Regions from separate parts of the Homo sapiens genome. Here all the other regions are linked to region 3. The links are chromatin contacts, found by Hi-C or POLR2A ChIA-PET in ENCODE. All regions are on one chromosome and are shown on one strand. Each heading gives the region's core, a stretch centred on a gene start or an enhancer-like site at or near the end of the contact. The rest is flanking DNA. Distances are from core to core; before and after follow the strand shown. Region 1 overlaps ACO2 (aconitase 2). Region 2 has its middle 49 kb from the start of MIR4766. Region 3 holds the start of EP300-AS1 (EP300 antisense RNA 1).

What was found. Hi-C counts contacts between places; a loop is a spot of excess contacts on that map. ChIA-PET counts read pairs that join two places held with the same protein, here RNA polymerase II (POLR2A). Pooled maps may share reads with other maps.
Region 1: POLR2A ChIA-PET joins it to region 3 with 13 read pairs in activated B cell. The contact joins the enhancer-like site here to the promoter of EP300-AS1 in region 3. A Hi-C loop is called at or near these places in 1 of 50 pooled maps. POLR2A ChIA-PET finds 5 or more read pairs at or near these places in 5 of 52 experiments (A549, CD4-positive, alpha-beta T cell, activated B cell and 2 more).
Region 2: a loop to region 3 is called in a pooled map, with 2.7 times the contacts of the local background. The contact joins the enhancer-like site here to the promoter of EP300-AS1 in region 3. A Hi-C loop is called at or near these places in 1 of 50 pooled maps. POLR2A ChIA-PET finds 5 or more read pairs at or near these places in 5 of 52 experiments (OCI-LY7, WTC11, activated CD8-positive, alpha-beta memory T cell and 2 more).

Annotation. Positions count from the first base shown.
Region 1 is chr22:41,479,937-41,483,308 of GRCh38, forward strand. All of the region lies in intron 1 of ACO2 (aconitase 2), which reads left to right. Among named protein-coding and RNA genes, the nearest start is that of ACO2, 13 kb to the left of the region's middle. Within about 2 kb of position 1,365, at least 15 of the 41 ENCODE cell types and tissues checked have a DNase peak (open chromatin) inside an H3K27ac peak, as active enhancers do.
Region 2 is chr22:40,763,037-40,766,154 of GRCh38, forward strand. No RefSeq gene overlaps it. Among named protein-coding and RNA genes, the nearest start is that of MIR4766, 49 kb to the right of the region's middle. RefSeq lists a silencer at 1,962-2,061. Within about 2 kb of position 1,840, at least 2 of the 41 ENCODE cell types and tissues checked have a DNase peak (open chromatin) inside an H3K27ac peak, as active enhancers do.
Region 3 is chr22:41,195,864-41,199,061 of GRCh38, forward strand. It overlaps EP300-AS1 (EP300 antisense RNA 1), which reads right to left and starts at 1,638. Exons shown (of 3, transcript NR_110514.1): 1 at 1,411-1,638. RefSeq lists enhancers at 1,298-1,797, 1,952-2,081, 2,092-2,161 and a silencer at 1,492-1,761.

The DNA.
Region 1 (3,372 bases), core at 115-2,614, 280 kb after region 3:
CATTTAGAGGCTTTGACTTGGAGAGACATGGCTCCTTGCTCCCTTTCCAAGCCTCTGAAAAGGACTGCATCACTTTTGTTCCTGCCAGTTGCATAGCAACCAAGCTAGCTGACTGCCTGCTGGCAGGAGGGAATTGTTTAGCTTTGATTTCTTAGGAGAGGAGCCAGGCATCGCCTACCAGGAGGGGGAGAAAATTGTTAGAAGCCCTGCAATGGAGGTGTGGGAAGATGCTTCTCCTTAGGAGGGTGTGGACTGATGTGCATTCCTGTGTTGCCCACTTAGACAGAGTCCACCTGAGACTTCTCTGCCAGGAAGGGCTAGGCAGTTAGTTGCTAAGAGATGTGAGCCCGAAGTCATCCTTCTGTGAAATGGGCTGCCGTGTAATGTATGAGTTCCCCACTGCTGGAGACAGCTTGGCTAGGTTGGGTGAGTGTGTTAGGCATTCAAATACAGAAGGAGTGGATAGATGAGGCCTTTTCAGTTCCATTTCAATTCCAAGATGTGCTGTCCTGGTGCTTGGGACCTGCTCTGGGGCTCTGGTCTTTGGTGGCTGGGGAGGGAGAAGTAGGCGGCATAGTGGAAAAACATCTGCCCGTAATCCTCTCCCCAGTACACAGGCAGGCCACGTTTTAGTAGCAGCATCTCATTCTCCCAGGCGAACTGAGTAATAGCAGCTTACGTTTATTGAATGCCTGCCAGAAGCCCAGCTACCAAGCTCTATGCCTTTCGTATATATTTTTTGTAATAGAATGCAGTATATTCATAAAAGCTCTCTTCTCCCCGTCCCAGTCCCCAGGGCAATTTTGTGTTTATCATTCTAGACTTTTCCTCTGTATTTACAAGTCTTTCTAATCCTCACAAAATCTCTGCCATTTTTGTTGTTGTTGTTGTTCTTCCGAGATGGAGTCTTGCTCTGTCACCCAGGCTGCAGTACAGTGGCTCGATCTTGGCTCACAGCAGCCTCAAACTCCTGGGCTCAAGCAATTCTCCCACCTCAGTCTCCTGAGTAGCTCAGACTATAGACACAGGCTAATTTTTGTATTTTTTTGTAGAGATGGGGGTCTCGCTTTGTTGCCTAAGCTGGTCTTGAACTCTGGGCTCAGGAGTGGTGGTGATCCACCTGTCTCGGCTTCCTAAAGTGCTGGGATTACAGGCATGAGCCATTACCCTCGGCCAAAATCTCTGCTCTTTTACCCCCATGTTACAGAAGAGGAAATTAAGGCTCAGAGAGGTAAAGAATCTTACCTGAGGTCCCACAGCTAGGGAAGCTGAGATTCCAAGCCAGATCCCTCCAGCCCTAGAGTGGATGCCATTTCTGTGACTCGGCACTTGTCTTGGAGTGTTTCCATGATGGCACTCTGACAAGTGCTTGGTGACTTCTCTGTCAGTTGTTAAAGCAACTGTCTCAAGAGACCTGGCCTCTCCCGGACCCTGGCCTGTTTGGGTGGCTCGGCACCCTCAGCTCTGTAGCTTGCTCTGTATGCTGGGGCTCACTGGTACATGGCTCCCCAACAAGCAGTGCTGTATGCACCATGCTGGACAAGGTGGGCAGAAGCCTGCCCGAGAATAGGTCAGTCCGTTTCGATTGTAGTATTCTCTGAATACAACTGGTCCCAAGGGAAGACCTCCGACCTCCGTCCTTTGGGAAGAGAGGGCAGCATGTCTGACTTTGGCCGAGTGGGGTTGTGGGGAGTTCTGAGTGGGTGTACATGTGATGTGCCGTGGGGTGGGCCCTTTTCCCATCTGCCACAGCTCTGAACCCGTGCTGTTGCTCATCACGGCTTCTGCCAGAGGCACTTAACTTGAGTTTGAAAGCACAATCCAGAAGGCCGGTGGTCGTGTCACGGCTCTGCCTTCATCTGTTTCATCAGTAAGTCTTTCTTGAACTTCTTCTATGTGTTGGACATTGTCCTAGGTTCTGAATATATTGTGACCAGAATAGACCATTTTTTGTCCCCATGGAGCTTATATTTTAGTGGACTTTACTTTCCCATCTGGTCCAAGTCTCTGTCTTCTCATGTAAACAAGGGACAGAATGACCTGTAGTAATCCCACTTGGCACAATTGTTAGGGTAAGAGAGCTGTTGTCATCTCGCCAGCAGCATCCTTTCTTCCCTTGTCTTGCCTAGCCGTGTGGTGCCTGGCTCCCCGGTGGGGGTCTGCTGTGGGGATGCCCCTTCCCTCAGCGTTTGCCCACTGTTCTGTGTTGGTAGATGCAGGATCAGCAGAGCCTCCCTTACTCCCTGGAAGCCCTGGAGATTTGTGGCTCATCCAGCTAGACTCAGCAAAGGCACTTAGGGTCAGCAGTTGGGACCAACAACCCCCTGGAGGACTCAGCCCACCTGGCCGCTGGGCCTGAAGCAGAGGTTGGGAGACACTGTCGGTAGCACAGGGAGAAAGTCTCGGCCTCTGCAAGTTCCCAGCTGTTTGACCTTAGGCAGGCCCCTTCCTGTCTCTGAGCCTCTGCAGCTTCAGGCAGTTAGGGAGGCTGAGCTATGCACAGCAAGGTTCACAAGAGTCACACAGAGATGTGTGGGAGGTGATAGTTACTCCAAAACAGATCTGTGGGCATCTGGCTACTGGTCACCCTGATGGGAGACTCCCACTTAGGTGTAAAATTAGGAAGTTGTTTTGTGGCTGAGGAAGTGCTATAACGATGCTTAGGATGGAGAAGACATAATTGTGGTTTTCAGTGATTTGAAGGGCTGGTTGTGGAAGACTGACTAGCCTCATTTGATCTGGTTCCAAAGGATAGGACTAGGAAGTTAGGCCTGTCATGTGCCAGGCACTGGTCTAGGTTCTCTCCTTTCATCCTCACTGCAGCCTGTGAAGCATTATCCCCATTTACAGATGGGAAAAATTGATGTTTAGAGGGATTAAATAAAACCACAGAAGGTTATACAGCTTGTAAGGGGCAGAGCTGGGATTTGAGCCCAGATCTCCAAAGCTGGAATGATGTAATGGGGGCACATTTTCATTTGATTTAAGAAGCATTAGTTTAAAATCTTAGAACTGACCAGTAGTAGAATAGGCTTTTGGGAAGAGAGTGAGCTTCCAGACCTAGTCATGTTGAACCAGGGGGCTTATGGGAGTTGATGAGGGGAGATTTTCTGCCTCGAGGCCACCTCAGTCCTGCCCTCAGCCCCTTTGTTCCCCAGAAAGTGGGGGAAAGTGGAGGGCGAGGGCGCAGTGAAAGTATTTCTTCTAGATGAGGGCCTGGGATTTACCAGTGAGGATTTTACAAGGCCTGAGACGTAGGCTCCAAGTATGGGAAAAAATTTTCCCGTTTCCCAGTTTTGGGAAAACTGTGTTGGATGGCCTTATGGGTGACCTCAGGAATGTCTCTGTGGCCTGAGGTTGAACTGAGCATTG
Region 2 (3,118 bases), core at 590-3,089, 430 kb before region 3:
AACGAGAATGGTGGCTGCCAGAGGACAGGGGAAGGTGGGGAGTGGGGAATTAGTGTTTAATGGGTTTAGAGTTTCAGTTTTACAAGATGAAGCGTTCTAGGATGAATGGTGCTGTTGGTTGAACAATATTACAAATATATTAAATGCTTCTGAACTCTACACTTAAAAATGGTTAAGATGGGGCGGGGCGCGGTGGCTCACGCCCGTAATCCCATCACTTTGGGAGGCCGAGGTGGGCGGGTCACCTGAGGATGGGAGTTCAAGACCAGCCTGACCAACATGGAGAAACCTCGTCTCCACTAAAAATACAAAATTAGCCGGGTGTGGTGGCGCATGCTTGTAATCCCAGCTACTGGGGAGGCTGAGGTAGGAGAATCGCTTGAACCTAGGAGGCAGAGGTTGCGGTGAGCCGAGATCGTGCCATTGTACTCCAGCCTGGGCAACAAGAGTGAAACTCTGGCTCAAAAAAAAAAAAAAAAAAGATTAAGATGGTATGCCATGTGTATTTTACCACACACACACACATGAAAATTAGGAGGGGAAAAAAAAACCTCATCTAGTCTCTGTACTAGTTTCCAAGTAAACATCTCTGTATTAATCAAGATAAATCCAAGTCCAGACCTTGATAATAACAAGAATTCACAGTAAGCCTAAACTGTTCTTCCTGGTCAGTCTTCATAAAGGTAAAATGAAACAATTAATGCTATGTCTCATTATTATTATTATTTTTTTTTTTTTTTTGAGGCAGGGTCTCACTCTGTCGCCTAGCCCTATGTCTAATTTTTAAAGTACATTTAAAATTAGCCAGGCATGGTGGCTCATGTCTGTACTCCCAGCACTTTGGGAGGCCAAAGTGGGAGGATTGCTTCAGTCCAGGAGTTTGAGACCAGCCTGGGCAACATAGTAAGACCCTATCTCTACAAAAATAAATGAAATAAAATTAGATTTAATTTGTTTTTTTTTGAGACAGTCTCACTCTGTCACCCAGGCTGGAGTGCAGTGGCATGATCTCACTGCAGCCTCTGCCTCCTGGGTTCCAGTGATTCTCCTGCCTCAGCCTTCCGAGTAGCTGGGATTACAGGTGCCTGCCACCAAATCTGCCTAGTTTTTGTATTTTTAGTAGAAATGGGGTTTCTCCATGTTGGCCAGGCTGGTCTCAAACTCCTGGCCTAAAGTGATCCCCCAGCCTTGGCCTCCAAAATTGCTGGGATTACAGGCGTGAGCCACCATGCCGGTTTTTTTGTTTTTGTTTTCTTTTTTTTTGAGACAGGGTCTCGTTCTGTCGCCCAGGCTGGAGTGCGGTGGTGCGACCATGGCTCATTGCAACCTCTGCCTCCTGGGTTCAGATGTTCCTCCCACCTCAGCCTCGCAAGTAGCTGGGACTATAGGCGTGCACTACCATGGCTGGCTAATTTTTGTATTTTTTGTAGAGGCAGAGTTTTGCCATGTTGGCCAGGCTGGTCTCAAACTCCTGGGCTCACGTGATCCACCAGCCTTGGCATCCCAACGTGCTAGGGTTACAGGCATGAGCCATGACACCCGGCCTACATTTTAAATTCTTAGAGTACAAGCACCTTATCTTCTTTCCCAAGTCTACATGTAGACATAACTGCTAAGTAGAATGGGGGTCCTAATCACCCCTCCTCCCTTGTTGAAGGCCCTCTGTGACCTGATGCTGTTTCTTCTCCTCCGCTTCAATATTTGTTCAACCCAGAGGTCCAGGTTGGAAAGCTTCTGGATCTAATTCAAACCAATGCACAAATAATAAAGTATCATCCTCTTCCTACTTTGCATATGCTATTTATTTCCTGTCGAGGTCCTCCACCCACTGCTTGGTGTATTTCTAGTTCAAATGTCACCGCCTGGCCCCACAGTTCAATACAGAGTTAGGTCCCACTTCCTCATGCTCTCAAAGCAACTCCTGAACATTTACAGCACATTTCTCATCAGAACTCATCAGCGGTACAATTTTAAGTTGTTTTTGTCTGACTCCCACGCTGAACAATGACATACATGAGGGCAGAGACTATTATTCATCTGTATAATCCCAGCAATCTGCATAGTGTTTGGATATGGCAGATAATCAAAAATGATTTCTTAAATGAATATAACCTTATTCTTAGAATAGGAATTTGCAATTTAAGAAGGTCCTCCATATGACACCCACACAGGGAACCACCTGCTGGATTGGCCATCCAATTTGCCAATGGGTTCTATAGAAACCACAGCAAAACAAGAATGAGGTGCACGTGACACAATTACATCAATAGTGCCCTTAGGGTAGATCATTTTGGTGACTCCAATTAAAGAATAAATGAAGATAAATAAATAAATACATTTCTAATTAAAGAAATAAATGAAGGTTACTTTTTTTTTGCGGGGGATGGAGTCTTGCTGTCACCCATGCTGGAGTGCAGTGGCATGATCTCGGCTCACTGCAGCCTCTGCCTCCTTGGTTCAAGCTATCCTCCCGCCTCAGCCTCCCAAGTAGCTGGGATTACAGGCGCCTGCCACCACACCGCTAATTTTTCTATTTTTAGTAGAGACAGGGTTTCACCATGTTGGTTGGGCTGGTCTTGAACTCCTGACCTCAGGTGATCTACCCACCTTGGCCTTCCAAAGTGCTGGGATTACAGGCGTGAGCCACTGCACCCGGCCTAGATGGCTTACTTTTAAGGACATCTGAAGAATGTAGTATGGCAGGGTAAAAAGAGCCTCAACTAGGAATCCCTACCCCTATTCATGAGGTGTGTGACTATAGATAAATTACCCTTTAAGCTTCAACTACTTCACCTGTTAATGGGAATAAACCCCATACGCTGGAGTTGTTACAAGGATATCAAGATGTACATAGGCCGGGCGCGGTGGCTCAAGCCTGTAATCCCAGCACTTTGGGAGGCCGAGGCGGGCGAATCATGAAGTCAGGAGTTCGAGACCATGATGTTCGAGACCAGGAGTTCGAGACTGGCTAACATGGTGAAGCCCCATCTCTACTAAAAATAGAAATAAATTAGCCGGGCGTGGTGGTGGGCACCTGTAGTCCCAGCTACTCAGAAGGCTGAGGCAGGAGAATGGCTTGAACCCGGGAGGCGGAGCTTGCAGTGAGCCGAGATCGCAC
Region 3 (3,198 bases), core at 388-2,887:
GGTCATCCCAGGTGGTTTCCTATCGTGGAAAACATTTGATGTATAAGAGTAAGGCTCAGCCAGGCGCGGTGGCTCATGCCTGTAATCCCAGCACTTTGAGAGGCCGTGGAAGGCGGATCACCTGAGGTTGGGAGTTCAAGGCCAGCCTGACCAACACGGAGAAACCCCGTCTCTACTAAAAAAAAAAAAAAAAAAAAAAAGGCCGGGCGTGGTGGCTCATGCCTGTAATCCCAGCTACTTGAGAGGCTGAGGCACGAGAATCGTTTGAACTCGGGAGGCGGAGGTTGCAGTGAGCTGAGATTGCACCATTGCACTCCAGCCTGGGCAACAAGAGCATAACTCTGTCTCAAAAAAAAAAAAAAAGAGTAAGGCTCCACTGGGTGCGGTGGCTAACACCTGTAATCCCAACACTTTGGGAGGCCGAGGTGGGGAGATCACTTGAGGTCAGGAGTTCAAGACCAGCCTGGCCAACATGGTGAAACCCCCGTCTCTATTAAAAACACAAAAAGCAGCTGGGTGTGGTGGCTGGCGCCTGTAGTCCCAGCTACTTGGGAGGCTGAGGCAAGGAGAATTGCTTGAACCTGGGAGGCAGAGGTTTCACTGAGCCGAGATGGCGCCATTGCACTCCGGCCCTGGGCGACAGAGTGAGACTCCGTCTCAAAAAAAAAAAAAAAAAAAAAGAGTAAGGCTCTATTGCTACTCCCTGATTTAATAAACGTCTCTGGGACAAAATTTCTTCATCTGTAAAAAAGGTAAATAAAAAAAACGCTTACTTGGCAAGTTCATTGTGACGAATTATCTACGACACCGGAATGGAAAGTGCTTTACAGATTGCAAAGCACTCCTTACACATGAGTAATTAGTGTTCACAGGTCCAGCCACTTTTGGGGAGGAGGAAAGTGTGGTCTTTTAGAGACCAAACGTCTTTCTAAAGTCCTGACAGCCAACGAAGGGCTCGGTGATCTCTGCGCTTCAAACTCTGCCCAATTCTCAAAGCCTGGTTTAAGTACACTTTTCCCTCAGCCTAAGGGAGTGGCCCAAGGGCAAACCGTCCCGGGTTCGTGTCCCACCTCTGCCTCAAAGATTACACCCTCTTAGGACAGGTGCGTGTCCCTGGTGGCCTGGGCTGCCAGCTCGGGAAGGAGGAGGTGGCAACCGCACCCGGGCGGCCGAGTGCTTAATAATGGCAGTTGCCCTGCCAGCCCGGTCACCTGTCACTCCCTCCTCCGACTTCTCCCGCACCGCGGCCGCAATCCAGCCCGGACACTCTGAGGGCTCTCTCTGAGCTGGGCACGGTCCTCGCTGCTCGGCCGAGTGCAGCCCCCTCACCTCAGTGCGACTGAGACAAAGCAAGGGTCCCACCGGCCCCTGTCCCCTCCCTAAGGCGCGCCCTCAGGGCGGGAGACCCACCTCAGCCAGCCCCCCAGCTCAGTGGTCCAGAGGCTCGGGTCCCGCGCTGACGCCCAGCGCCTCCCTCCTCCACAGCCGTCACTGACCGCTCGCTCGCCTCTAGCCTGGACCCCGCTGTCCAGCAGTCCCGGCTGGCCCGCGCCGCGCTCCTCCCGCTCTGGCAGTCCTGGCACTGGTAGGACGCCCGCAGCCTTCCACCCTAGAGGGCGCCGGGCGGGCACGCGCTGGGGGCGACGGGGGTGGGGCGGGGGAGGCGGGGCGACGCAGCGCGGGGCGGCCGGCGGTTGGTGCTCGCAGCCCGCGCGCCCGCCTTCCCGGCCACGTGACCTTTGGGCCCCGCCCAGATCGGGAGTTCCGCGCGGACTCTTGGTGCGACCCCGTCCCACTGAGCGCTCGGGTCGGGACCTTCCCGGTGTCCCTGTGGGGCAGAGTCCCGTTGTGCAGAAGAGGCGAGCTGAGGCACGGTGGCAGGCGGGGCGTCCAAGCAGTTAGCGCCGCGCCTGGCCGCTCGTCCGCGCGGGAAAGCGTTGTCTCCCTTCCTTCGGATGGAATTGGAACGGCAGCTCTCGTAGCGCCCGAACTGTGCGGTCCTTGATTTCACTGCTGTACCCACAGTGCGCAGAGCACAGGGGCACGCGGTACATTATTTGAATGAATAACTTTCTTATCCTGGCCTTTCTCTAACTCTCTCACTTCTACTTGGGTCACCCGCCCCCTCCCCAGGAGTCTTATAAAACAACCAGGGGAAGAGGAAACAGAAGTGGCTCATATGGGTAAAAGCCCTCGTCCTGCAAATCAGTGACACAAGGGAGTTAGTCCATCCAATGTACAGTTTTAAAAAGATTGCTACGTAGAAAAATAATAGGATAGGGTAAGAGGAGAACCCAGCTAGGAGCTTCAGTGGGATCCAGGGTGTTGATATGATGGTGGTCTGGATTTAAGTGATGGCAGTAGGGATAAAAAGAAGTAAAAATTCCAGCCTGGGCAACATAATGAGACCCTGTCTCTACAAAAAAAAAAAAAAAAAGTTTTTTTTTTTTTTTTAATTATCCGTGTGATTGTCACTCCTGTAGTCCCAGCTACTGGGGCGGGGTTTGGGGGTTGGCTGACGTGTGAGGCTCCACCAGGAGGTGGAGGCTGCAGTGAGTCGTGATCGTGCCACTGCACTCTAGCCTGGGCGACAGAGGGAGACCCAGTCTCAAAAAAATAAATAGAAGTAAAAAATATTTGAGGTAGCTTTTGGAGAATAAACGGGATTTGCTGATGGATTGAACAATAAGGGATGGAGAGGGAGAAATCAAGAGGAAATCACTGAATGGTTGGTAGTGCTATGTATTAAAATGCAAAAACTGCCGGGCGCGGTGGCTCACGCCTGTAATCCCAGCACTTTGGGAGGTCGAGGCAGGTGGATCACTAGGTCAGGAGTTCAAGACCAGCCTGGCCAACATGGTGAAACCCTGTCTCTAATAAAAATGCAGCAATTAGCCTGGCATGGTGGTGCACGTCTGTAGTCCCAGCTACTCGGGAGGCTGAGGGAGGAGAATCGCTTGAACTTGGGAAGCAGAGGTTTCAGTGAGCCAAGATCATGCCACTGCACTCTAGCTTGGGCGACAGTCAGTTTCAAAAATAAATAAATAAAATAAATAATAAGTGTGCAGTACTGGGCACAGTATATGGTAGTTATGATCATCCTATTAGACACTGGGATGGTAGCAACCGGTTGAGAAAAATAACCTTTATTAGTTGCTTAATCTTTTATTAATACTTTAGGGGCACAGCCATACATTT